Linked DNA regions of Homo sapiens: region 2 is linked to region 1. A link is an interaction called in ENCODE POLR2A ChIA-PET data of the cell type or tissue named here. Cell type or tissue: HepG2. All regions are shown on one strand. Links, peaks and the distances in the headings refer to the core of each region. The heading gives the core; the rest is flanking DNA.

The links. Peaks named below come from ENCODE experiments on the same cell type or tissue, not always from the same donor. Only the 100,000 strongest peaks of a DNase experiment are listed, where the experiment ranks them.
Region 2: POLR2A ChIA-PET joins it to region 1 with 7 read pairs; 2 of 35 experiments call an interaction of 5 or more read pairs at or near these places.

Annotation. Positions count from the first base shown.
Region 1 is chr22:37,733,386-37,744,859 of GRCh38, reverse strand. It overlaps TRIOBP (TRIO and F-actin binding protein), which reads right to left. Exons shown (of 24, transcript NM_001039141.3): 8 at 11,448-11,474; 9 at 9,418-10,461; 10 at 6,141-6,218; 11 at 3,828-3,965. LOC124905115 reads left to right here. Exons shown (of 3, transcript XM_047441691.1): 2 at 4,101-4,245; 3 at 5,155-6,252. The coding sequence ends at 5,315. LOC102724378 (a long non-coding RNA gene) reads left to right here. Exons shown (of 3, transcript NR_160697.1): 3 at 23-550. Among named protein-coding and RNA genes, the nearest start is that of TRIOBP, 42 kb to the right of the region's middle. RefSeq lists enhancers at 3,181-3,697, 3,698-4,215. In HepG2, for the core only: no CTCF peak of the experiment used is centred there; a DNase peak (open chromatin) is centred at 3,429.
Region 2 is chr22:37,869,967-37,886,027 of GRCh38, reverse strand. It overlaps EIF3L (eukaryotic translation initiation factor 3 subunit L), which reads right to left. Exons shown (of 13, transcript NM_016091.4): 8 at 15,681-15,852; 9 at 11,504-11,658; 10 at 10,017-10,187; 11 at 7,857-8,354. Among named protein-coding and RNA genes, the nearest start is that of MICALL1, 28 kb to the left of the region's middle. RefSeq lists a silencer at 5,791-5,950. In HepG2, for the core only: no CTCF peak of the experiment used is centred there; no DNase peak of the experiment used is centred there.

The DNA of each region.
Region 1 (11,474 bases), core at 496-5,495:
AATTACTGTTCCCATTTTGCAGATAAAGAAATGGAGGCCCAGGGAGCTGAAGTTCTTTCCCAGCATTTGCTGCCAGGAGTCTCTCCACCATGAGGAATGAGGCCAAGGTTAAGTCCATCTAACTCTAGAAACTGGCCTTCTGGCACCCCGGGCTGAGTTTTCTCACCCTACCCTTGCACCTCACTCAGGCAGTCAGTCCTTGGGAGAGTGAATGAACACGCAGGAGACCTCACCTACCACCAGGGTCCTGGTCCAGTGCCCTGGGCACCTAACAGCACCAGCCTCCTCCAGGCTTTTCTGGCCCCTGCGACTCCTCCTAGTACCCGCAACACAGTGACCAGACCACTTCCCTGCTCAAAGTTCTTCCACACATCACCAATGCTGACAGATCAGTGCTACATTCCTCTTCTAGGCAGTCAGGAACCATCACAACCTGGCTCCTGCCTGTCATCCTGGCCTTCCAGATTCTCATTTGACAGGCTGGAGAGACACATACTTTGGTCAATTTTGCAAAATACAATAAGTAAATAAAGAGATGCACAGCACTGGAGGCTGGGCGCGGTGGTTTATGCCTGTAATCTCAGCACTTTAGGAGGCCGAGGCGGGTGGATCACCTGAGGTCAGGAGTTCGAGACTAGGCTGGCCAACATGGTGAAACCCCGTCTCTGGTAAAAATACAAAAAATTAGCCGGGCGTGGTGGCACATGGCTGTGATCCCAGCTACTTGGGAGGCTGAGGCAGGAGAATCGCTGGAACCTGGGAGGCGTAGGTTGCGGTGAGTGAAGATCACACCACTGCATTCCACTCCAGCCTAGGCAACAGAGCGAGACTCCATCTCAGAAAAAAAAAAAAAAAAAAAGATACACAGCACTGGACTACTAGGAATTCCCAGGATAAGACAGGTCCTTCTACCCCCTGATGGTTCTCTGCTGTGCCTGGAACACTTCTCTTCCTGTCTTCTGTACCCCAGCACACACACACACACACACCCAGCACACACTCACACACACCCAGCACACACACACACACACACACACACACACACACACACACACACATTCTCTCTCTCTTTCTCCCCTTCCCCCTCCCAATGCTTGTTGGCCTGGAAAATTTCTTCCTTGAAGTCTCAGACCAAAGGAAGCCAAAGTGTCCCCAGCAGACTTAGGAACTGCTGGCCCAGTGCTCCCTACATCTGTACCTTTCCCCACTAAAGTGGTGACCACACTGTTCTCATCAGTTACATGTCAGTGTCCTTACCTAACTGGGCTCCAGTGGCCAGGGCTGGAATGTTTTTTGTCTACATCTTGGAAACCAGCCTAGGGCCTAAGCCCACAGCACATCCTCCGTAAGCACGGCTCGAATGAATGAATGCACCAATGAAGAAACCACAACTCATCCTGGCAGGTCAGAGACAGCACAGCCTCAGGGACCCAGGGGTGAGTTATTAAACTGGCAAAGACCAGAGCTACCAAACTTCGAGGTTATCCAGTCTCAAACCGTTACTCTACTGAGAATAATAAGGTAAGGCTCAGAGAAGGGCACACAAGTTAGGTGCCAAGCCAGAACTCGACTCCAGGCTTTCTGGCTCTTGGCCTTGGGCTAATTTCACTGCTTCAGCCCAAGAGAAGTTTAAATCTGCTCTGTGTAACTGGGAGGCCCTGCTGGCAGTTCCATCCCTAGCTCTTCATTTCCCTCACTCCCACATGAGAGAACCACTGTAGCCAACCTCACCAAGCCTCGGTTGCCGCATCTTTCTAATGGGGAAAATCTGTGGGGACTCCCAGAGCTGCAGGAGGGCTCAGAGAGATCAGGATGTGAAGGCAGTGGTGTAGGGGGCGTGTTGGAAGCACTGGGCTCTGAGGTCAGCCAGAGCAGGGTCTGAATCTCAGTTCTGCCCCTTGCTCCCTGTGTGACCTGGAGCAAGTGACCCTCCCTCTCTGAGCTTCACTTCATCATCTGTAAAATGGACAGTAGGCGTCTAACTGCACCTGGGAGTGTGGATCAAATGCAATTAGGTGGCGCCATGCAGTGAACACAGAGCTGGGCATGTAGTAGGCATACAATAAGTGCTGGTTAGCCAGCATCATTACCCCAGAGTGCTTTCCCTGCTTCGCTCCTCCTTCGCTCTACCAAGGACTTACCTGCCCCCTCCTGCCAGACGTGCTGTGTGTTGGTGACCTTTAGTTAGACAAGGTAATTCCTGCCCATGGCTTAAAGGTACCACACTACTCAGATAACCATGCTTGCCTGCTCACCCTCGGTGCCTTAACCACAAAGAGCAGCGAAAGGAAATTCTGGGCTCAGCTGGGTGACTCACGCCTGTAATCCCAGCACTTTGGGAGGCCAGGGCGGGCGGATCACTTGAAGTCAGGAGTTGGAAACCAGCCTGGCCAACGTGGTGAAACCCCATCTCTACTAAAAATATAAAAATTAGCCAGGTGTGGTGGCACACGCCTGTAGTACCACATACTCGGGAGGCTGAGATGGCAGAATCGCTTGAACCTGGGAGGCAGAGGTTGCAGTGAGCCGAGATGGTGCCACTGCACTCCAGTCTGGGGGTAGAACGAGACTCTATCTTAATTTAAAAAAAAAAAAAAAAAAACGCCTGGCGTGGTGGCTCACACCAATAATCCTAGCACTTTGGAGGTCAAGGTGGGCGGATTACCTGAGGTCGGGAGTTCAAGACCAGCCTGGCCAACATGGTGAAACCCTGTCTGTACTAAAAATACAAAAAATTAGCCGGGTGCAGTGGCGCACGCCTATAATTCCAGCTACTCTGGAGGCTGAGGCAGGAGAATCACTTGGACCCGGGAGGCAGAGGTTGCAGTGAGTAGAGATGGTGCCACTGCACTCCAGCCTGGGCGATAGAGCGAGACTCCGTCTTAATTTTTTAAAAAAAGGAAATTCTGAAGTGGATGGGAAAGTTAGTGTTTCGACAACAGCCCCGCAACCTCCATGCATCCTGATCTCCCTGAGCCCTCTCTGCAGCCCTGAGTCTCCACAGACTTTTTCCTAATAGACAGATGTGGCAACCGAGGCTCAGTAAGTTTGGCTACAACCCTTCTCTCATCTGAGAATGAGGAAAATCAGCTCCTTTATACCCCAAGCTGTGCGACCTCAGGCAAGTCAGCTCACCTCCCTGGGCCTCAGTCCCTTCATCTGTAAAATGGGCACACTGTCTCTGAGGTGCCCAGCCTAGTGCTGGACTCAGAGCCAACAGCGGTGAGTAAGAGAGTCAGCCTCTCAAAGAGAGAAGAGACCCCATGAGCCAGCCTGTGGCTGCTGGAGATGGCCAGGCCCCTTCTGTCCTGCTGTGAAGCGGGTGGGAGGGAGCGGGTCTCAGCTGCCTGCCCTTGTGGAAAACCCAGCCAGAGGCTTGAGTGTTTCCAGGCCTCTCTGGGCAGGGGATGGGTTACGTAACGCCAGATGTTTGTGAAACTGGCTCAGGCCCAGGTCTGAGACACACTTTGCAATCCCAGAGCCACTTATAAGCTCGCCTTCCCTTCCCCCATACCTGGCTCCCCGTTGGCCCAGGGCTGGCGAGAGGCTGCTGATTGGAAGCTTTCAGCTGTGTAGATTATTCCATCACCCCTCACTCCAAAAGCTGAAAGCAGCCCCCAAGCCTGCCCCGGAAGTGGGAAACCCACTCGCTTGCTGAGACCAGGATGAGCTTAAGAGCTCTGCTCCCACCTCTCCTGTCATGCGACGGCCCTAGGTGCCTCCTCCTCAGCCCCCACTCTCTCTCCTTTGCTTAACAGCCCCCTCCTCCCTCCCATCCCCGTCTCTATCCACCCTCACCCCTCCAGTCCCCACTGGAGCCAGCCTACCCTTCGCCACCTGAGGACCCCCAGAGACAGCAGGAACGGATTGAACAGCGTGGGCCGGTCCCCGGGCATCCGCCATGAGGTCACCAGTCGGCCCTTGAGCGGGCTCCCAGCCTTGCCCTCTGCTGGCCTCTTGTCTGCCTGTCAAACAGGGTCCAGTGTTGGCCCCAGGTCCCTTTGGCAGGATGGGGGCACCCCTGGCTACAGCCTCCCCTGCCCATTCTGTGGTGCCCCCCACCATGGAGCCCCAGGGTTCCCATCTTTCTCTCCTCCCAGAACTGCCGAGACGAGCTGGTTAACTTGTTCACACTACATCGTGTTGGACTGACAAGGCTCCCAGGGCTCAGCACCTTTGAAGGTGTGCACGTCATCACCCTAAAGTCAAACCACGGGCGCCAGCTGGAGGGGGTGCAGACCACAGGTATGTTTCTGCCCACATAGTGTTTTCAGAGTATTTCACATTAGGTTAGAGATTTCACATATAAATACATATCTCCAGTGTTTCTTGAAATATCGAAAGATGTGGAAACTCTGGGCCCGTCTTCCCCATGGCAACAGCTATCTGGAACCGAGGAGTCACACAAGTGCCCTCGGTGCCCCCCCACCTTCTCACCATTGTTACCTGCCTGGCCTTCAGGGCGTTAGGTTTGTGACCCCAGCTTAAGCAAAGGGAATGAGTTGTGGACTTCTACACACATTCCTAGCAGAGCCCCCAAATGCTCCCTCTTTGGAGTCATCCTCGTTGGGGAAACCAAGGCCCCTGTGAAGCAGAGGCACTTGTCCAAAGCCACACATGGGTTACTGGGAAGGTAGGAGAGAGCCCAGGGTCCTCGCTCTGGAATCTGCAGACTCTTTGGAAGTGGAACTTGAAGCATCAAAGCACAGGTCCAGGAGGGCTTTGGGGGTAGGGGTGCCCCCGACCCTGCTACCACATTCCCCATCACAGTCCTGACCACAGGCATGCAACCATCTCACTAGACTGAACTCTTTGATGGCGCTCCGACTCACCTGTGACCCACACCTGGGTATACAGAAGGTGCTCACTAAGTGTGTGTGAAAGAATGCATGAATGAGGTGGTTATCAGTTCTGACCAGTCAAGGCTGCCTAGGGGTGGGGGTAGGTTGAGATATTTTCCACGTTGATGGGCCGGGCCCGTTTCATGGAGACTAGAGGGGCACCCCGGCATTGCTGTTTCCGCCTCGTTCACTACTCTGGCTCCAGGATATGAAGAAATAACCCAGAAAGAGGAAGAGCAAAGTTGTCAGAGTCCCTGGGAGGGCTGGCAGCGCCTTTAGCGACCAGTGTCCCCTGTCCCCGCCCATTCCACAGATGGGAAGACTGGACTGCTCGAAGTTACAGCACTGCCGTTCGAAGCCACGCAAGAAATCGGGGCAGGGACGGGGGCAGCATGGGTGCCAGGTGGAGGTGCAGAGAGAGCGCTGGGTGGTTCCTGGGCCCTGGGTTCTAGTCCCAGTCCAGCTAGCCACTGACTGTATAACCTGGGACGACTCCCCTGCCTCCATTTCCTCATCTGCACAGTGAGGGTTTGGGCAGAATTCCCCCAGCTTTGACTCACGGCAGGGCCCTACTTGGGGGGCGCTATGCTGCCCAATGGACGCTCCCTGCCACCCCTGGCTTCAGGAGGCAACGGGAGGAAGAGCAGGACCGGAAAACACAGCCCCAAACAGTCTGTCTCCTCCTCCCCCACCTCCCACTGCCCCACGGCCCTCAACTCTGATCTCACCTCTCTGGAGGCTGAGGGTGACGAGAACAGTCTGTTTGGTAGGTCACGGGGAGGGGCGGGCAGAGTTGTGCTCACCAGCTGCAGCCAGGCCTCAGAGCAGCATCCGTGGGTCCCACCCCCGCACATATCTCTCCCGCCTCCAGGACCCTGGAGACCCTCCAGGCCTGGCTGACTGGGTACATCCTCAGCTCTCTGGCTCCTGCTCGTGGAAGCCCTGCTCTTTCAGCCTGGCCTGGCCCTTTCAAACCGGAAGGATCTCTTCCCACAGAGACCACTGGGGCCAAACCATCATTTGCGCAGGGAAAGACATTGACCTTTTCAGTCCCAGCAAATGAGAAGCATGGCCTAGGGTTCTGACCCCAGGATCGCCCACCTACCCAGGTCCCCAAGCCAGAAGGTGGCTCCTGCAGAGCCCCTCTTCTTAAGGCCCCACCATGCACATAGATGACCCCATGGCAATGCCAACTTTGGTCTGGTTGATTCTAGGGCTCTTCTGAGGAATGAAGCCCATCTCCAACCTGCTTCCCCCTCCCTTCCCCACCGTATGTACCCACACCCATGACCCAGCTACCGAGTCTGCCTGCTTCTGGTCAGTCAGGGGGTCTTGGCCTCTGCTTGGTTCTGACTCCTCAGGCTCCTCTGGTTGGAACTGGAGATTAAAAAAAGAACACAGCTTAGCCCAACTTATTCTCCAGGATGCATGCATCTGTCCACCTCATCCATCCATTCTATCATCTGTCCATGCAACACCCATCTAACGTCCAGCATCAGTAGATCCATGTATCCATCCAACCATCCAGTGTCTATCACATGACTCACCCTCTCATGTACCCATCATCCATTGTCTATCACCCATTCATGTATCTACCCTCCATTGATCCATCACATATCCATTTACCCAATACCTACATATCCCTCTCTCCATCCATCATCCATCTACCCATATCTCCAACATCTATCATCTGACATTCATCCACCCATGCCACATCTATCCATTCATATTCCACCCAAAGTTCATCCATCCATCACCTAAGCAACATCCATCATATATCCACCACCACCATATATTCATCACCCAGCTATCCATCCATCATCACCCATCTGTCATCCATCCAAAAGATGTCTATTATTCATTCAACATGCATCATTGATCCATCATCCATTCACACATTCACCCTCCATTCATTCATTGTTCACCCACTGACCCCTGTGTCCTCCATCTTGCATGCATCCACTGAGCTGTCCCCTCCTTTATGTCAGGCCCTGGGCCAGAGCTAGAGTTACAGAGATAAAGCAGGTAGAGATCCTGCCTGTGTGGAGCTTATGGGGAAATGACAACCCTATTAGATGGATGTTGCATGGACAAATGGAAGCAAAACTGCCAAGCCCAGAAGGGGACCATTACTAGGAGTGACTGTTCAGGGAAGGCTTCTCAGGACAGGGAGCCTGACCTAAGACTTCGACAATGAACAGGCGTTTGGTGGCTGAACAGGGAAGAGCATGTGCAAAGGCAGGGATATGTGCTCACAGGCCCTGCAGCCAGCTCAGCACCAATGAGGCAAATCCGGAGTGGAAGGAAGGGAAGCCGGCCTTGAGTGCCATGCCAAGGATTTTTTTTTTTTTTTTTTTTGAGATGGAGTCTCGCTCTGTCACCCAGGCTGGAGTGCAGTGGCGTGATCTCGGCTCACTGCAACTTCCACCTCCCGGGTTCACACCATTCTCCTGTCTTAGCCTCCCAAGTAGCTGGGACTACAGGCACCCGCCACCACGCCCGGCTAATTTTTTGTATTTTTAGTAGAGACGGGGTTCCACCGTGTTAGCCAGGCTGGTGTCGATCTCCTGAGCTCGTGATTTGCCTGCCTCAGCCTCCCAAAGTGCTGGGATTACAGATGTGAGCCACTGCACCCAGCTGTGCCAAGCCAAGGATTTTCATAGAGAGGAGCAGCTGGAGCCCCAGCAGGACCTGGTGGTTACTCGTTTTGTCATCTGTGAAATTCCTTTCAGTACATGGTGCTCCCATCCCTTCCCAGCCACCATCTCCTAGCCTCCTGAGAACCCTGAGCTTCACCATGAAACTGAAGAATCTTTCTAACTTCCTTCTTGACCTGGCCGGCCTGTGGCACCCAGCATGCCCCGGGACACAGCACCGTGTCCTCCTTGAGCTGTCTGTGTGCCTTCCTAACAAGCCTGACAGCAATCTGAGGGCAGGACGAGCTGACTTATCCCTGCTTCTCTGATGTCCACGCATTGAGTTGATTGGAGGGTCAACTCATCAAAGCCACAGGGAAATACAGGGGAGAGGGTTCTCCAGTCCTCCCATGGGCTCAGGAGCTTTGTGACGTGGTGGCTAAAAGCACAGACTTAGGCCGGGCATGGTGGCTCGCACCTGTAATCCCGGCACTTTGGGAGGCCAAGGTGGATGCATCACCTGAAGTCAGGAGTCCAAGACCAGCCTGACCAACATGGAGAAACCCCATCTCTACTAAAAACACAAAATTAGCCGGGCATGGTGGCACATGCCTGTAATCCCAGCTACTCGGGAGGCTGAGGCAGGAGAATAGCTTGAACCTGGGGGGCGGAGGTTGCAGTGAGCTGAGATTGTGCAATTGCACTCCAGTCTGGGCAACAAGAGCGAAACTCCGTCTCAATAAGTAAATAAATAAATAAAAATAAAAGCACAAACTTTGGAGTGGATGCTTTGATCTCATTTCTCACGACCTATGCATGTGTGACCCCCAGCAAATGCCTAAGGAGTCTGAGCCTCAGTTTCCCCATCTGTCAAGTGGCAGCTGCCTCCTATCCACTTGAGGCACATATGGCAAGGCCCTGGGCCCAGCACGGGGTGCACCCTGATGCCTGGAAGCCCTGCTCATCCTGGGGCAGGTGGCGTTGGACTTTGCATCTAGGAGATGAGGAGGCTTTGGAGAAACAAGCAGGAACCCCCACGGCACCCCAGCGCTGCCCGTCAGAGAAGTGGTTGGTCCATCTTACAGAGAGAGAGAGAGGCTGGTGTTCAAAACCACATGCCGTCCTCCCAATGAGCTATTGCCAGGGTGCAGGATTCTGGCCTCCAAGACCCTCCCTGCCCACCATCTTCAGATGAAGAATGTTCTGGGCTTCAAGGCAGCACCAAAGCACCAGTGAAGCAGGGGAAGGGCGAGCACCTACTGTGTGCCCGGCGCTGGGCCCACTTTGCACACGACCCTCATTTAAGCAGCCTGTCTTGGCAGCTAGCTGAACCCAGTGAGCATTGATGCACCCTCTTCTCTGTGTCTGAGAGGAGCTGTAGGGGCCAGAGAGGGTAAGCGAGGCTGTCCTGGACTCAGGTACCTGAGTACCACCAGGGGAAGGGGCATGCCCACACTGGCTACAGTCCCAGGTGGGGTCAGGTGTGTGCCACCAGACACAACATAAACCAGGTATGGTGGAGCCAGGAGGGGAATAGGCCCTGGCCAGAGCATCTTGCTTGAGGCCTCAGTGTGGTCTGCACTGAGCAGACCTGGGTTTTGCCCATGCCCCACCAGCAAGTGGCTTCACCCTGCGCATCAGTTTCCTTATCTGTAAATAGTGTATTTCTCACCTGGTTGCTAAGGAGACTAAATGGGAAAAGCACACGTCAAACATTCAGATCAGGGCTTGGCCCATAAACGCTTAAAACTGTGTTGCTCATCATCATTGTTGGGCCAGTTTGGTGATCGGGATGGGTTGTGGTCAGCAGGGAGGCTGAGGTCTGAGCCTGGAGGGGGATGCAGGAGCTTAGGCTACTCCAAGGGGAGGCTTTTCCAAGGAGACTTGGCTGAGTGGGGCTGACTTTCTGGCTACCCTTGGGAGGGTGGAAACCTCCTTACCTGCAGCTCTGGCAAGCTGGGGCCCTTCGCAGTGCTCCTGCTCCCCAGGGGGCCCGTCTGCTCCAGGCCTGCCAGAGTTGCGGTCGCTGGTCCTCTTGTCACTTTGATCTTTGGCCACTGGGTGGAGGTGCAGGCAGGGCTGGGCAGCTGGACCGGGCTCTGGGACTGCAGTGCGGGGCTGTGTCCATTGACTGGGGTGGCCTCGGCCCAGCCTTCTGGCTGGCTGTGTGACTCCTGCTCAGGGACATCGTTTGTGCCTGGGGGACCCAGCTCTGGCCCTAAAGCCCTGGCCAGGTCATCCCTGTGTCCAGCTGGGTCCTTGCGGGGCAGCCTGGCCTGCAGGAGCTCCAAGAGGCCCTCCCAGTCCAGGCTGGGGACACGGGCCCAGACCCCCTCTCCTGGTGCCCGGAGAAGGCCAAGCAGATCCCTCCAGTCAAGCTCGGGTCGCCTCTCAGAGCCACGCGGGTATGGACACGCTCCCTCTGCCCCCCAGCCCACAGCAGTGGGTGTCCCAGAGTGCCAGGATTGTGAGGACTCTGCGGGGCCTCCCCAGTTCTCAGGGGGGCTCGTGAGTGGGCTTCTCTTTCCTAGTTCTCTGGGGAGCTCATGAGTGGGCTTCTCCTCCCAGGCCTCTGGCTGCCCCCAGCTCTCCTTGTACTCCCTGGAAGTGCCCCCCCATGCTCCCTCCGGGGCTTTGGCTGCCCCCAGGCTGGGCTCTCCACATCCCCACCAGCCCCCAGGGCCCAGGCCTCCCTCCTGGCTGCTCCAGCTCCTTTCTAGGTGTCTATGAGGGCCCTGGGACCCTGGCGGTTCCTCCTGACTCTGCCACACCCCCAGAGGCTGTCTTGGGCCTGCTTGGCCACTCTCCAGAGGTCTCTGTGTCCGCAGCTCCCTCTCAGGGGTCCTGGCTGATGTCCTGGGGGGCAGCGGGGACCCCTGGAGCTGCCGATCTCCCTCAGGTCTCTTCTCAGGACTCCAAGGATGAGGGGGCTCTGCTTGGCTCCGCCGGGTCAGTTCTGCCTGTTTGGCAGGGAGCATGGTCACCTGGGGATGAGGTGAGGGGGTAGGTGAGGCTCTCTCTCTGGGGACCTGGCTGCCAGCTCTGCCTTTCTTAGGCCCCCAGAGAGTCAAGGCTGTGTCCACACAGCAGCCTGAATCAAAGCAGGCCAAAAAGTACACAGGGTCTCTGCCCCACCCCTCCGGGGTCAGCTCCTCCCTTTCACCCGCTTTCCTCAGTTCCAGAAAAAGATCTGCAAAGACCTGCCCCCGTTCTTGGCTTCTCACCCCTCTCAAAGATACTGATTCCAACTTGGGCTATCAGGTGCCAGAACCTCCACCACCAATACCCCATTCCACTGAGGCGGGCCTAGCCCTCTGGGTTTGGTTAAAGATACAAATTACCCTGAAAGAGAGGGCCCTTAGAGCCAGATTCTTGCTTCAAGGCTTTCCCTGAAATCTGCTCAAGACAGCAGTATTGGCCAGGTGCCGTGGTTCACGCCTGTAATCCCAGCACCTTGGGAGGCCAAGGTGGGCGGATCACTTGACGTCAGGAGTGACCAGCCTGGCCAACATGGTGAAACCCTGTCTCTACTAAAAGTACGAAAATTAGTTGGGTGTGGTGGCACACGCCTGTAATCCCAGCTATTTGGGAGGCTGAGGTAGAAGAATCACTTGAACCTGGGAGGCAGAGGTTGCAGTGAGCCAATATTGTCCCACTGCACTCCAGCCTGGGAGACAGTGCAAGACTCCATCTCAAAAAAAAAAAAAAAAAAAAAAGACAGCAGTGCTTAGTAAAGGAAGGGGATAGCGTGGGAGAGGGGCTATCTTCAAAGGATTAATGTGGGGTCTTGTGCATTTTGCCAAGAGCTGCTGGCCGTTGGGGAGAGGGGAGAGCTGGATCCCCATGATTGGACTCCGACCCTTTCATAGAGGACCTTCCTGTCCAAGCCCCCTGCCTGGCTTCTAGCGGGAGGGAAGAGGCAGTGGCCGCCCCTTGGGGTGCGGGGCCCCAGACAGCTGGCAGTGCTCACCTGCCTGCTGGGGGCAGGGCTGGACTG
Region 2 (16,061 bases), core at 4,060-9,059, 140 kb before region 1:
TAGTAGAGACGGGGTTTCACCATGTTAGCCAGGATGGTCTCGATCTCCTGACCTCATGATTCGCCCGTCTTGGCCTCCCAAAGTGTTGGGATTACAGGCGTGAGCCACCGTGCCCAGCCTCGTCTTTTTTATTTTGGGAATAAAGATGTTTATGCTGGCTGGGCATGGTGACTCACGCCTGTAATCCCAGCACTTTGGGAGGTTGGGAATTCAAGACCAGCCTGACCAACATGGTGAAACCCCATCTCTACTAAAAATTAGCTGGGCGTAGTGGCGGGCACCTGTAATCCCAGGAGGGAGAGGTTGCAGTGAGCCGAGACTGCGTCACTGCACTCCAGCTTGGGTGACAAAGTGAGACTCCATCTCAAAAAAAAAAAAAAAAAAAAGTTTATGCTCCTACACTGTTGATAAAATTGCAAATTAGTCCAATCTTTAAGTTTTGTTTTTAGCTGAAAATATTTTGAACACCATTTTACTTTAAAATTTTCTATATCCCCTAGGTTAAGATCTAAGAACGTTCTAAATCTCTGATAGGATTTCTTTCAAGTTAAGAATGAAGAGTCAAAAAGGAAAAAAAAAAGAAGCACTTTGCCAAAGACAAACCTGAACCAGCAACAGAGGAATAACAGTAAAACATGCAATTAAATAATAATCAAATAGCCAATTCTTAGGAGAAATGTTTTGTTAAACTACCCAGATTAGTTGAGAATAGCTAGGCTGGTAATTAAGAGGTGACAGAGGAATGCAGGAGGCTACTATAATTGCCAAAGAACGTATATATGTCAGGTATTGAGAAAAAACTAGGCCAGGCATGGTGGCTCACACCTGCAATCCCAGCACTTTGGGAGGCAGAGGTGGGCAGACTACCCGAGCCCAAGAGTTTGTATTTGAGACCAGGCTGGGCAACATGGTAAAACCCCATCTCTACAAAAAATACAAAAATTAGCAAGATGTGGTGGTGCAGTCCTGTAGTCCCAGCTACTTGAGAAGCTGAGATAGGAGGATCACCTGAGCCCCCGGGAGTTGAGGCTGCAGTGAGCTGTGATTTTGCCACTGCACTCCAGCCTGGACAACTGGAGGATTAAGATGCTATCTTAAAAAAAAAAAAAAAAAAAAAAAAAAAAAAGGCTTGACATGATCCTGGCAAGGGAGAAAGTTTTCTTTATTTTTATTTATTTATATATTTATTTATTTTTAGAGGCAGGGTCTCACTTTGTTACCCAGGCTGCACTGCAGTGGTAAGATCTTAGGTCACTGCAGCCTCAAACGCCTGGGCTCAAGCCATCCTCCTGCCTCAGCGTCCTAAGGCAGGGGCTATAAGGGACTCTCTCCCATAGCTGGGACTACAAGTACACGCTACGAAGCCTGGCTCAGTTTTCTTTGATTTATAAAAGCATGATTTAAAACACTGGAAAACTTCCACTACTGACGTGTTATTACTTTTGGCAAATCTGTTTGTATCGGGCTAGCTAACTTATGGCAAAAACCAAGTCTTCCAGAAGCCATAAAAATGAAATGAGAGTATTTATTTTAAAGCAAAATGAACTTTCAAAAACAAACTACCCAAACTGACCTAGAAATTCCACAACTAGATATATATCTGAAAATTAAAAACATATGTTCACACAATAACTTCTAGATGAATATTCACAGCAGCACTATTCATAAGCCAAAAAGTGAAAAAAGGAACAAAAAACCCCCAAAAACCAAAAACCCCAAATGTGCAACAACAAATGGATAAACAAAATGCAGTACATTAATACATGGGATATTATTCAGCTATAAAAGGAATGTACTGACACATGCTATAATATGGATGAAACTTGAAGACATGCTCAGTGAAAGGACCCAAACACAAAAGTCCATATATTACATGATTCCATTTATCTGAAATGTCAAATGCAGAGAGACCAAAGCAGATTAGGGGTTTGCTAGGGGATGGCAGAAAGGGGGAACTGGGGAACTGCGAGTGACTGCTAGTGGGTAGGGAGTTTCTTTTTGGGGGGACAGAAATGTTTTGGAATTAGACAGTGGAGATGGTTGCAAAACACTGTGAACATACTAATAACCACTGAATTCTTCATTCATTCATTCATTCATTCTATTTATTTATGGAGACAGGGTCTCACTCTGTCACTCAGGCTGGAGTGCAGTGGCATGATCTTGGCTCACTGCAACCTCCACCTCCTAGGCTAAAGCGATTCTTGTGCCTCAGCCTCCCAAGTAGCTGGTATTACAGGCATGCGCCCCCACACTCAGCTAATTTGTGTATTTTTAGTACAGATGGGGTTTCACCATGTTGGCCAGGCTGGTCTTGAACTCCTGGTCTCAAGTGATCTGCCAGCCTTGGCCTCCCAAAGTGCTGGGATTATAGGTGTAAAGCATCACACCTGGCCAAATTGCACATTTTAAAATGGTGAAGTTTATATCCTGCAATTTTTTTTTTTGAGATGGAGTCTCGCTCTGTCGCCCAGGCTGGAGTGCAGTGGCGCGAGCTCTGCTTACTGCAAGCTCCGCCTCCCGGGTTCACACCATTCTCCTGCCTCAGCCTCCCGAGTAGCTGGGACCACAGGCGCCCACCACCATGCCCGGTTAATTTTTTGTATTTTTAGTAGAGACAGGGTTTCACCGTGTTAGCCAGGATGGTCTTGATCTCCTGACCTCGTGATCTGCCTGCCTCAGCCTCCCAAAGTGCTGGGATCATGCAAGTTTTTTTTTTTTTTTTTTTTTTGAGACGGAGTTTCACTCTTGTTGCCCAGGCTGGAGTGCAATGGCACGATCTTGGCTCACTGCAACCTCCACCTCCCGGGTTCAAGCAATTCTCCTGCCTCAGCCTCCGGAGTAGCTGAGATTACAGGCATGCGCTGCCACGTCTGGCTAATTTTGTATTTTTAGTAGAGATGGGGTTTCTTCATGTTGGTCAGGCTGGTCTTGATCTCCTGACCTCAAGTGATCCGCCCACCTTCGCCTCTCAAAGTGTTGGGATTACAGGCGTGAGCCACCATGCCCAGCCTTTTTTTATTTTTTTGAAGTGGAGTCTCGCTCTGTTGCCCAGGCTGGAGTGCAGTGGTGCAATCTTGGCTTACTGCAACCTCCGCCTCCTAGGTTCAAGCAAGTCTCCTGCCTCAGCCTCCCAAGTAGCTGGGACTACAGGCACCCGCCACCACGCCCAGCTAATTTTTGTATTTTTAGTAGAGATGGGGTTCACCATATTGGCCAGGACGGTCTTGATCTCCTGACCTCGTGTTCCGCCTAGCTCGGCCTCCCAAAGTGCTGGGATTACTTGCGTGAACCAACGCGCCCGGCTTATCATGCAAATTATGTATAAAAATTATGTTTTTTTCTTTTTTTGAGACAGTCTCTCACTCTGTTGCCCAGGCTGGAGTGCAGTGGCACAATCTCGGCTCACTGCAGCTTCTGCTTCCCAGGTTCAGGTGATTCTCGTGCCTCAGCCTCCCGAGTAGCTGGGATTACAGGAACGCACCACCATGCCCGGCTAATTTTTTAAATATTTTTAGTAGAGACGGGGTTTCACCATGTTGCACAGGCAGGTCTTGAACTCCTGACCTCTGATGATCTACCCACCTTGGCCTCCCAAAGTGATAGGATTACAGGTATGAGCCACTGCACTCAGCCTAAAATTATGTATTTTTAAGAACTGCTCAAAAAGTGCTATTTCCAACAATACATTTAGACCAAAATGCTTTTTCTCTTTTTTTCAAGATGCAGTCTCATCTCTGTCACAAAGGCTGGAATGCGGTGGCTTGATCTCAGCTCACTGCAACCTCTGTCTCTTGGGCTCAAGTGAGTCTCCTGTCTCAGCCTCCCAAGTTACTGGGATTACAGGCATGTGCCACCATGCCTGGCTAATTTTTATATTTTTAGTAGAGACAGGGTTTCACCATACTGGCCAGGATGGTCTTGATCTCCTGACCTCAGGTGATCCACCCGCCTTGGCCTCCCAAAGTGCTGGGATTACAGGCGTGAGCCATCATGCCCAGCATGCTTTTTCTCTTTTTAAAAAGTAGAGACAGGGTCTTGGTTTGTTGCCCAGGTTGGTCTTGAACTCCTGGGCTCAAGCAATTCTCCTGCCTCGTCCTTCCAGAGTATTGGGATTATAGCTATAAGCCACTGTACCTGGCCCAAAATGCTTTCAAAAACAATTAAAAATGCAGGATATTAGAAAAAAACTTACAGCATCAAAGAGCTGACAAGATAGTAACAGAACATTTTGGGAAAAAAGAAACCATTCTAAGAAAAGCACAGAAGACCCCCTCTGCCCTATGGACATTTGCTGATCTTAGAAAACCTGGGCTGACGGCCGTGTGTGGTGGCTCATGTCTGTAACCCCAGCACTTTGGGAGGCCGAGGCGGGCAGATCACCTGAGGGCGGGAGTTCGAGACCAGCCTGACCAAGACGGAGAAACCCTGTCTCTACTAAAAATACAAAATTAGCTGGGCATGGTGGCGCATCCCTGTACATCCCAGCTACTCGGGAGGCTGAGGCAGGAAAATCGCCTGAACCCGGGAGGCAGAGGTTCCGGTGAGCCAAGATTGTGCCATTGCACTCCAGCCTGTGCAACAAGAGCAAGACTCAGTCTAAAAAAAAAGAAAACAATTCTTTTAAAAACCTCATCAGCTCATCAGCGCCTGTAGTCCCAGCTAATCAGGAGGCTGAGACAGAAGGATTGCTTGAACCCAGGAGGCGGAGGTGGCAGTGAGCCAAGATCACATCACTGCACTACAGCCTGAGTGATACAATGAGACTCTGTCTCTAAATAAATAAATAAAAATGAAAATCTCATCAGACATTAAAATGTCCAGCTTGAACTTAAAAGTGCCAGTGAAAACTAACACTGTTCTTCAACCCACCTCCCCTCCTGAGAGGAAGCTACTGCTATGTTGCTTGTGTATCCTTCTGGAAAGAACTTGAGGCATACATAGGCATATATAAATGTATTACTAGCCACTCTGTAAAAACCTTACTTGTATTTTTTGTAATATACAAACCATCCAAACGTTAATCAATGGGAGAATGGATAAACTGCAGTACAATAACAACAGCAGATGCTGGACTATCACAGAACAATAAACATGAAGGAATCACTGCTACACACAATGGACGGTGACTCACTCAATTATAACGTTGAGCAAAAGAAGCCAGACTTAAAGAGTACATACTGTGTAATTCCATTATATAAAGTTCACAAACAGGCAGCACTAATCCAAGATGTTAGACATCAGGACAGGACAGGCGCAGTGGCTCACACCAGTAATCCCAGCATTTTGGGAGGCCAAGGTAGGAGGATCACTTGAAACTAGCCTGGGCAACAAAGTGAGACCCTGTTTCTATAAAGTAAAAACTTAAAATCGGCTGGGAACAGTGGCACATATCAGAGTTCGAGACCAGGCTGGGCAACATGGCCAAACCCCATCTCTACTAAAAATACCAAAAATTAGCCAGTCGTGGTGACGTGCGCCTGTAATCTCAGCTACTTGGGAGGATGAGGTAGGACAATCACCTGAACCCAGGAAGTTGAGGCTGCAGTGAGCTGAGATCACACCACTGCACTCCAGCCTGGGCAACCAGAGTGAGACCTTGTCTCAAAAAAGAGAGCCGGATGCAGTGGCTCACGCCTGTAATCTCAGCACTTTGGTAGGCCGAGGTGGGTGGATCACGAGGTCAGGAGATTGAGACCATCCTGGCTAACACAGTGAAACCCCGTCTCTACTAAAAAATACAAAAAATTAGCCAGGTGTGGTGGCGGGTGTCTGTAGTCCCAGCTACTCGGGAGGCTGAGGCAGGAGAATGGCGTGAACCTGGGAGGTGAAGCTTACAGTGAGCTGAGATCGCGCCACTGCACTCCAGCCTAGGCGACAGAGCGAGACATCTCAAAATAAAATAAAATAAAATAAAAATAAAATAATACCGGGCGCGATGGCTCACGCCTGTAATCCTAGCACTCTGGGAGGCCGAGGCGGGCGGATCACAAGGTCAGGAGTTGGAGACCAGTCTGGTCAACATAGTGAAACCCTGTCTCTACTAAAAATACACAAAATATTAGCTGGGTGTGGTGGTGTGAGCCTGTAATCCCAGCTACTCAGGAGGCTGAGGCAAGAGAATCGCATGAACCCGGGAGGCAGAGGTTGCAGTGAGCCAAGATCGTGCCACTGCACTCCAGCCTGGACGACAGAATGACACTCCATCTCAAAAAAAAAAAAAAAGCTTTGTGCAGTGGCAGTATGGCCAATGAGGGTTATGTGAGGTGTGATTATTGCTAACTAAAAATAAAAAAATAAAGAAGGCAGCAGGACAATGGCTTCCCACTTGTAAAGTACTCCAACAGTATACAAAGCACCATCCCCCTTTCTCCAATCTCATCTTCACAGCCTCCTTTCTCAGGCTACTCGGGCATACTACAACTGTCCCTTAAACTTATTGGCCTCACTCCTCTTCGGGGCCTTTGCTCTAACTGTTCCTCTGCCTGGAAGGCTCTTCCTCCAGATATCTGGTGAGCTATTTTTTTTTTTTTTGAGACGGAGTGTCGCTCTGTTGCCAGGCTACAGTGCAGTGCAGCGATCTCAGCTCACTGCAACCTCCGCCTCCTGGGTTCAAGTGATTCTCCTGCCTCAGCCTCCCGGGTAGCTGGGACTACAGGTATGCGCCACCATGCCCAGCTAATTTATTTTTAGTAGAGATGGGGTTTCACCATGTTGGCTAGGATGGTCTTGATCTCTTGACCCCATGATCTGTCCATCTCGGCCTCCCAAAGTGCTGGGATTACAGGCATGAGCCACCGTGTCCAGCCTTTGGTGAGCTATTAAGAACTCTCCACCAGATGGATCGCTTCAGGTCAGGAGTTTGAGACTAGCCTGGCCAACATGGCAAAACCCTGTCTCTACTAAAAATACAAAAATTAGCCAGGTGTGGTGGCGGCCTCTTATAATTCCAGCTACTCAGGATGCTGAGGCAGGAGAATTGCTTGAACCTGGGAGGCGGAGGTTGCAGGGAGCCGAGATTGCACCACTGCACTCTAGCCTGGGCGACAGACCAAGACTGTCAAAAAAAAAAAAAAAAAAACCAAAACACTACTCCCTCACCTCCTTCAAGTCTTAGCTTAGCTTAAACTTCACTTTCTCAACAAAGCCTGTCTGAACACCGTATTTAACATTGCAACCTGTGCTTCCCACCACCTCTGCCTTCCTTTACTCTGCAGTGCTTGGCAACTTCTTACTACATAGTTTGTTTAATTATAACATCTATTGTTTAATTATAACATCTATTGTTGGTAATCCCAGCACTTTGGGAGGCCAAGGCTGGCTGATCACCTGAGGTTGGGAGTTTGACACCAGACTGACCAACATGGAGAAACCCCATTTCTACGAAAAATACAAAATTAGCTGGGCATGGTAACACATGCCGGTAATCCCAGCTACTCAGGAGGCTGAGGCAGGAGAATGGCTTGAACCTGGGAGGCGGAGGTTGCGGTGAGCCGAGATCGTGCCATCACATTCTAGCCTGGGCAACGAGAGCGAAATTCCATCTCAAAAAAAAAACCAAAACAAAACCATCTATTGTTTATCTCTTGTGTTTTTTTTTTTTTTTTTTTAATAGAGAAAAGGTCTCACTACGTTGCCCAGGCTGGTCTTGAACTCCTGGGCTAGAGTGATCCTCCCACCCCAGCCTCCCCTAAAGTACTAGTATTACTGGCATGAGCCACCACACCTGGCACCTTGTGGCAGCACCACAAGGCCAGGAATCTTTTTGTTCCCCGATATACTTCATGTGCCCACAATAGTGAATGAAAGATACTGAACACTTAATACAAGACCCCAAGCCCAGGGGACAGGCATACCTTATCAATGTAGAAGTCAACCTCTGAGGCTGACTGAAATTCACCATCCAGGGCTGAGATACCGCTGGTCCACACGAGGTTCTTCATCTTGTGTTTGAAGACAAGAAGCTGGATCCGGAACTCCTGCTCTGTGAGGTCCAGGAAGCCAGCCAGCTTGGCCACAGGCATGGTGGTGTAGAGCTTCAGGAAGCTGCGGATGGTTGAAAGCTGGGCCTGCTGCTGTACTTCATCAGAAAACACCTTCAGCTGCTGCAGGAAGGGCTCTTTGTGGTAGTTGGGGTGCACATTATCATAGTTGGGCACTACAGGCGACAGGAACTTGGGGCAGGAGTAACTGAAAAGTTCTTCATAGACTTGTGGGTCACCTTTCTGCATGCGCAACATCTTGTCCCCATATTTCTCCCGCAGCTGGAGGTGAATGCTCTCATCAATACGCATGGGGTACATCGTGAGGGCAATGGCCAGCAGCGCATGCATCTGCTCATTCTGCTTGTTAATCTGGGGATGGGGTGGAGAGTGGTACTGGGTCAAATGAGACGGACTTCCTGAGGTCCCCACTGCCAACTGGCCTCACCATTCTCTGCACAGATCTTTGACTTACCCAGTTGTTTCATACCAGCCATTGAACTTCCCCAACATCTCTTCCAATCCTCCCTCTAGATCTACCTAACTTCCATCCTAGCTCCAGATCCTCCTTAGCCATCTTCTGGATTCCTTACTGGCACCTCTGTCTTAGTCTCTCCAGTTTGTCCCACACATCACTAGCAGGTCAATCCTTTTACACAGTTAGGATCGAGTTACCCAAAACCTTTGATGCAACCTTGATGACGACAGAAATATAGACTAAATAGTAATGTGCCGTGCAACAGCGTTTCAGTCAACAACGGGCCATGGGCCACATATAGGATGGTGATCCTGCAAGATTATAATCCTGTATTTTTACTGTATCTTAGATACACAAATACCTTTGTGTTACAACTGCCTATGGTATTCAGTACAGTAATATGTTCTAGACGTTTGTAGCCAAGGAGCCATAGGCTATACCATGTAGCCCGGGTATGTAGTAGGTTATCCCATCTAGGTTTGTGTAAGTACATTCTATGATGTTCACACAACAAAATCACCAAATGATGCATTTCTCAGAATGTATCTGCAGCATCAAATGACACAGGACTATACTTTACCTGGGTTAATGAAGGTTCTCAGAATCTAATAACCCAATTCCTACTACCTACTTGCCCTCCAGCCAGAACAGTTTATTGTGCGGCTGCATCACCACACTTTCAAGTCTCAACCACTTTGCTCATGATATTCTCTGCCTAGGAAGCTCCTCCCAATTCTTGAACCCATCCTCCTTCCCACCAATATCCACACCTTATATCAAAACATTTAGAACCCAGTGAACACTCAGCATACTGATGCTGAATAAATAAATGTAGGCACTGCTGGAGGATATAACTGAAACAAAAGATATTATCATCAAGTCCTTATCATCAAGATGTTAATGATCTGAGGTAACAGGCATCACAACAGAAACTCCTAAGAGTATGCTAGCCATTAAAAGTTCATTTTGGCTGGGCGTGGTGGCTCACGCCTGTAATCCCAGCACTTTGGGAGGCTGAGGTGGATGGATCGCCTGAGGTCAGGAGTTCGAGACCAGCCTGGCCAAATAGTGAAACCCCATCTCTACTAAAAATACAAAAATTAGCTGGACATGGTGGCACGCGTCTGTAGTCCCAGCTACTCAGGAGGCTAAGGCTGGAGAATCACTTGAACCCAGGAAGCGGAGGTTGCAGTGAGCTGAGATTGCACCACTGTACTCCAGCCTGGGTGACAGAGACTTCGTCTCAAAAAAAAAAAAAAAAAAAAAAAAAAATTAGCCGGTGTTGTTGTGTGCGCCTTTAAGCCCAGCTATTCGGAAGACTAAGGTAGGATGATCGCCTGATCCCAGGAGGTTGAGGCTGACGTGAGCTGTGACTGCGTCACTGCACTCCAGCTGGGTGATCTATTAGTAGGCACAATCACAGAGCGCTCTACAGTCTTGAACTCCTGGCTTAAAAGTGCAATATTTTGGATGGTGTTTACCAAGAATGGTTGGCATAGGTGCCAAGGATCCCCCTGATTAGAAAGGCCACTGGTGGCAGGCAGAGTCCCCCTTACCATCTCATACTTGTACGTGGTCCTCTGGAACATGCTCTTGGTCCTCTGGATGTAGAGGAGGATGTTGGCGAAGACCCGGATGGCATCCTGGTAACGACGCATCATCAAATATGCAAACCCAACATAATAGTATGTGGTGACCTGGCACTCTGGCACACGGGAATACATACTCTGTAGAAGGAGGTAGAACAAACATTCATGAGTCCCAATTCATCCTAGATAGAACCAGAGGTAGAAACACCAAGAGTTTTCCCTGCAGAGGCCCTCAACTATCCAGAGGAAGCTCTGGAGTCCCAGAGTTTGAGAGCGGATCTTCCTATTCATCAATTAAGTTGTATGTTTTGAGGAATCCATTTTTTTAGCTGTAAACAAGAAGGTTCTGGATCAGGTAATCCCTAAAATCTCCTTCAGCTCTAAAATGCTATACATCTCAGTTTTGTTATTTTTCCTTGCTTTTTCAATTAAGTCCTTTTGGACAGGGAAGACAGAAACACATACATGCACATGAGCCAAACACCAAATAAAAATTATCTGTAATATTTTTCTGTGGTTAGGAAGAACACAACAGCTAACCATGTATCAATGAACATACCATCTTAGAATTACATCTTTACTTAATTCTTTTTTTTTTTCTGGGACAGAGTCTTGTTCTGTTGCCCAGGCTGGAGTGCAATGGTGTGATCTCGGCTCACTGCAACCTCTGCCTCCCAGGTTCAAGTGATTCTCCTACCTCAGCCTCCTGAGTAGCTGGGATTACAAGTGCCCACCACCATACCCAGCTAGTTTTTTTTTTTTTTGTATTTTCAACAGAGACAGGGTTTCACCATGTTGGCCAGGCTGGTCTCGAACTCCTGACCTCAAGTAATCCACCTGCCTCAGCCTCCCAAACTGCTGGGATTACAGGTGTGAGCCACTGCGTCTGGCCTTCTCAATCCTTTAGCAAAATGTGAAGAGCAAAGAGCTGCCATGGGCCAGGCATGGTGGCTCACGCCTGTAATCCCAGCATTTTGGGAGGCCGAGGTAGGCGGATCACGAGGTCAGGAGATCGAGACCATCTTGGCCAACACGGTGAAACCCCAACTCTACTAAAATACAAAAAAAAAAAAAAAAAAAAAATTAGCTGGGCATGGTGGCGCATGCCTGTAGTCCCAGCTACTCAGGAGGCTGAGGCAGGGGAATCGCTTGAACCCAGGAGACGGAGGTTGCAATGAGCTGAGATCACACCACTGCACTCCAGCCTGGTGACAGAGCAAGCTGCCATCATCATTCCATTTTGAAAACAAAATAAAAAACTGTTGTTAACTACCAAAATCGTCCAGGTCTAGCTTTTTACCACAGCTGTTTGCCCAGTTTTAGTCTCAACTTTCAATGGCCTGAGGGAACAGTCCTCTTTCCTCTCCTGGAAATTTGTCCTAAGAGATCAGAGTGGTTCTCTAGAAATAGATATTCTGGCTCTGGCAAGAGGGGCCAGAGGCAATAGGCATCACCTTCTTGTTCAGTTCGATGTTCTCCAGCACCTTGATGGCCTGGTAGTAATCTCCTAACAGGGAGTGCAGGCGGAGAAGCCCGACCAGGCTGAAGTAACCAAGCATTTTGTAGAGGGAGTGCCGCCCATACTCCCCAGCCACACTCTCAGGGTCACCTGAAAGAGACAGACACCGTGAATACTGATAGGAGGCAGGTAAAGGCAGGCACACCTGACCTCTGAATGTTACTCAGTAGGCATCTCACCTACTGCCAGCCTTGAAAGCTTCCCTCAACAACTGGGGAATAACTTCAAAGGAATACCAAGAAACAGCAAAACCAATCTTATGCTAATCTTCGATTTACCAATATTTGCTTACAGGATGGCAGTTCATTTTGCTTATTTTTTTTTTGGTCCCAACACATGCAAAGGCCCCTCTCATCAGTAAAATACAACCACGAAGACTCCTCCTTTCAGAAAGCACATGAGGTCAAAGCTATTTTCCTAATAACAACACTAAGATGTTACTTGCCCTTCCCACTGAGTTGAATTTTGCATGATGCAAACACTATGTTGGGTAAAATTACTGTCAACTTAAGCATAAATCAGGCAACGACACAAAATTGTACCAGTAGTCACTGCATTGCTTCTTGCCATGCATTTGCACTAAAAGAACTAGTCCTTAGCCAGGCTTGGTGGCTTAGACCTCTAATCCCAGCAACTTGAGAGGCCGAGATGGGAGGATGTGCTTGAGCCCAGGTACCATATCTGAATAACCAGAGATTGTTGTATCAGTTGTTTTTTGTTTGTTTGTTTGTTTTTTGAGACTGAGATCTATGGAAGTGCTACTGCATTTTGGCCTGGGTAACAGAGAGACCCTGTTCTAAAAAAAAGACAAAAAAAAGAAAGAAAATTCTTTTTTCATTTTTACTTGAAAAAAACAACTGATACATAGGTCGGGAGCGGTGGCTCACGCCTGTAATCCCAGCACTTTGGGAGGCTGAGGTGGGCAGATCACGAGGTCAGGAGATCGAGACCATCCTGGCTAGGTGAAACCCCGTCTCTACTAAAAATACAAAAAATTAGCCGGGCATGGTGGTGGGCGCCTGTAGCCCAGCTACTTGGGAGGCTGAGGCAGGAGAATGGCATGAACCCGGGAGGCGGAGCTTGCAGTGAGCCCAGATTGCGCCACTGCACTCCAGCCTGGGCAACAGAGCGAGACTCCACCTCAAAAAAAAAAAAACAAAAAAAACTGATACGCAACTGAGCGCAGCTCATGCCTGTAATCCTAGCATTTTGGGAGGCCGAGGCGGACGTATCACTTGAGGTCAGGAGTTTGAGCCCAGCCTGCCCAACATGGTGAAGCCCCGTCTCTACTAAAAATACAAAAATTAGATGGGTGTGGTGGTGCACACCTGCAGTCCCAGCTATTGGGGAGGCTGAGGCAGGAGAATTGCTTGAACTTGGGAGGCGGAGGTTGCAGTGAGCAGAGATTGTGCCACTGCACTCAAGCCTGGGCTACAGAGCAAGACTCTGTCTCAAAAAAAATAAAAATAAAAAAAGAAGGAAAAAAGGGCAGACATTTTCACAAAAATGAAGTAAACCTGTCATACCTCAAAGAAAATAACTGACAGTGTTTGCTACCTATAAAACAGTTCAAAGGTTGGGCACAGTGGCTCACACATGAAATCCCATGAGTTCAAGATTGGCCTGGGCAACAAAGTGAGACCTTGTTTCTACCAAAAAAAAAAGAAAAAAAAATCAGCCAGGTATGGTGGTGCAAACCTGCGTTCCTAGCTACTTGGGAGGCTGAGGTAGGAGGATCACTTGAGCCCAGCAGGTAGAGGATGCAGTGAGCCATGATTGTGCCACCGCACTTCAGCCAGGGTGACAGAGTGAGACCCCATCTCAAAATAAATAAAAATTCAAGCTATTAAGCAAAAATGGAATTTTGTAAAACTTGTATCTGCCACTACAAGCTCTATAGCTTACAAATAAATGCTTACCTGATGTCAGTGGCAAAAGTAACAAATCTGACTTTTTAAAAAAATGTAATAAAATGTGTCAACATTTGGAAGATCTTTATAACTCAGAGAACCAATATTTTTTTAGAAATCACACATGGCCAGGCGCAGTGGCTCATGCATGTAACCCCAGCACTTTGGGAGGCCGAGGCAGGCAGATCACTTGAGCTCGGGAGTTCAAGAGCAGCCTGGCCAACATGGTCAAACTCTGTTCTACTAAAAATACAAAAATCAGCCCGGCGTGGTGGCGTGTGCCTGTAATCCTTCCTTTCTATATCCCTGGAGGCTGAGACAGGAGAATCGCTTGAACCCCGGAGGCAGAGGATGCAGTGAACTGAGATCATGACATTGCACTCTGCCTGAGCAACAGAGCAGATTCTGTCTCAGGAAAAAAAAAAAAGTCACACATGGATGTAAGGAACTCATTCAAATTACAGAAGTGACGAATAACGTTAACAAAAGAAAAATTCACCAATACAGTTTCAGATTCCTCACTGCACCTAATCTGTATGAAACTACCACTGGTTACTTCAAAGAAGTACAGGGTGAGTATACTTCTATAAATGCTTGTGATCAGAAGTGTTTTGGATTTTGCAATTTTTAATATCTGCATATGCCTAATGAGATATCTTTTTTTTTTTTTTTTTTTTCCCCGAGACAGAGTCTCGCTCTGTCACTAAGACTGTAGTGCAGTGGTGCGATCTCGGCTCACTGCAACCTCTGCCTCCCTGGTTCAAATGATTCTCCTGCCTCAGCCTCCCAAGTAGATGGGATTACAGGTGCCCACCACCAGGCCCGGCTAATTTTTTGTATTTTTAGTAGAGATGAGGTTTCACCATGTTGGCCAGGATGGTCTTGAACTCCTGACCTCAGGTGATCTGCCCGCCTCAGCCTCCCAAAATGCCAGGATAATAGGCGTGAGCCATGGCACCCGGCCCTAATGAGTATCTTAAGGATAGGATCCAAATCTAAACATAAAATTCATTTATTTTTCATATATGTCTTATACACACAGCCTGAAAGTAACTTTATTATAATCTTTTAAATACTTTTGTGCATGAGACGAAGTTCTGACTGCAACTGCTCATATGAGGTTGGGTGTAGAATTTTCTACTTACGGCGTCATGTTGGTGCTCAAAAAGTCAGATTTTGGAGCATTTCAGATTTCAAATTTTCAAGTCAGGAATATTCAACCCATACATACTACTACATGGTGTAGTATCAAAGAAAATCCTCTCCAATAATCCTGGCACTTTTGGGAGGCCAAGGCAGGACTGCTTGAGCCCAGGAGTCCAAGACCAGACTGGGTGACACAGCGACACCCTGTCTCAAAAACAAACAACAAAAAAACTTCCTATAACCGTGTGAAGCCAGATTTTCCTTCTTTTTTTTTTTCAGACAAGTTCTCGCTCTGTGGCCCAGGCTAGAGTACAGTGGTGTGATCTCAGTTCACTGCAATCTTTGCTTCCTGGGCTCAAGCAATCCTCCCACCTCAGCCTCCCGAGTAGCTGGGACTACAGGGGCACCCCACCCACCATGCTCAGTCAATTTAAACATTTTTTTTGAGACAAAGTCTCACTATATTGCCCAGGCTGGTCTCAAACTCCTGGACTCAAGCGATCCTTCTGCCTAAGCCTCCCAAAGTGCTGGGATTACAGGTGTGAGCCACAGTGCCTGGGCCAGATTTTCTTTATGTGCTTCAAACAAAAGAACACATTGCAACAGATTGAATGCAGAAGCAGAAATGAGAAGCCAGCTATCTCAGCCAGACAGAGAGATCTGCAAAAATGCCACTCTTCACTGAAAAAAAAAGAAAAAAATTTTTTAAAATAGATACATTTTGTGGTTCTCAATATTTTAACAGGGTAAAGTGGCTCTGACACCAACACGTGTGAGAAGTGCTTATCTAAACAAAAGCACTGGAGACACAGAAGTGTTTACAAACGCAAATCTCAATGTGCTGGTTCAGTCTGTTGGCCAATGGACTCCCAAGCCCCAGAGCCCCCAGCACAAATACTCTGCTACTGTTTGTACTCAAGCACCTACAAAGAGTCAACAGACCACCACCTAAGACATGGTGACTCATCTGCTCTCCTTGCAGTGATCTATTCATTTGGAACAGATGGCAAGCAGCTGGAAATTCGCAGGCCACGGCTGTCGGCCTGCTGCACTCACCTCCGCTTGTGTATACCTCCAACTGTCGGTTGATGTTGGATTTGTCTACCAGGGAATGAAGGACATTGAGGACACTATGAACATTCCAGATTTTGGGATTGGAACGAAGAAAGTCAATCTCCTCCTCTGACTTCTTGGCAGTCTTACAGCGGTACTGACTGAATGACTGAAACTGTTGAGGAAGAAAAGAAACATGCAGTAGTGGTATAAGCCCAAAGTGATCATCCATGTCCACAATGCTGAAAACGAGGCAATGCTCTGGCTCTGGATGGGGCAAGGTGAGGGTGAGATGACCACTTCTCATTCTAAACCATTCCGTACACTGTTTTTCAAAGCCATCTTGACTAAACTGTGAATTCTGTTCATTACTGAATGTTACTT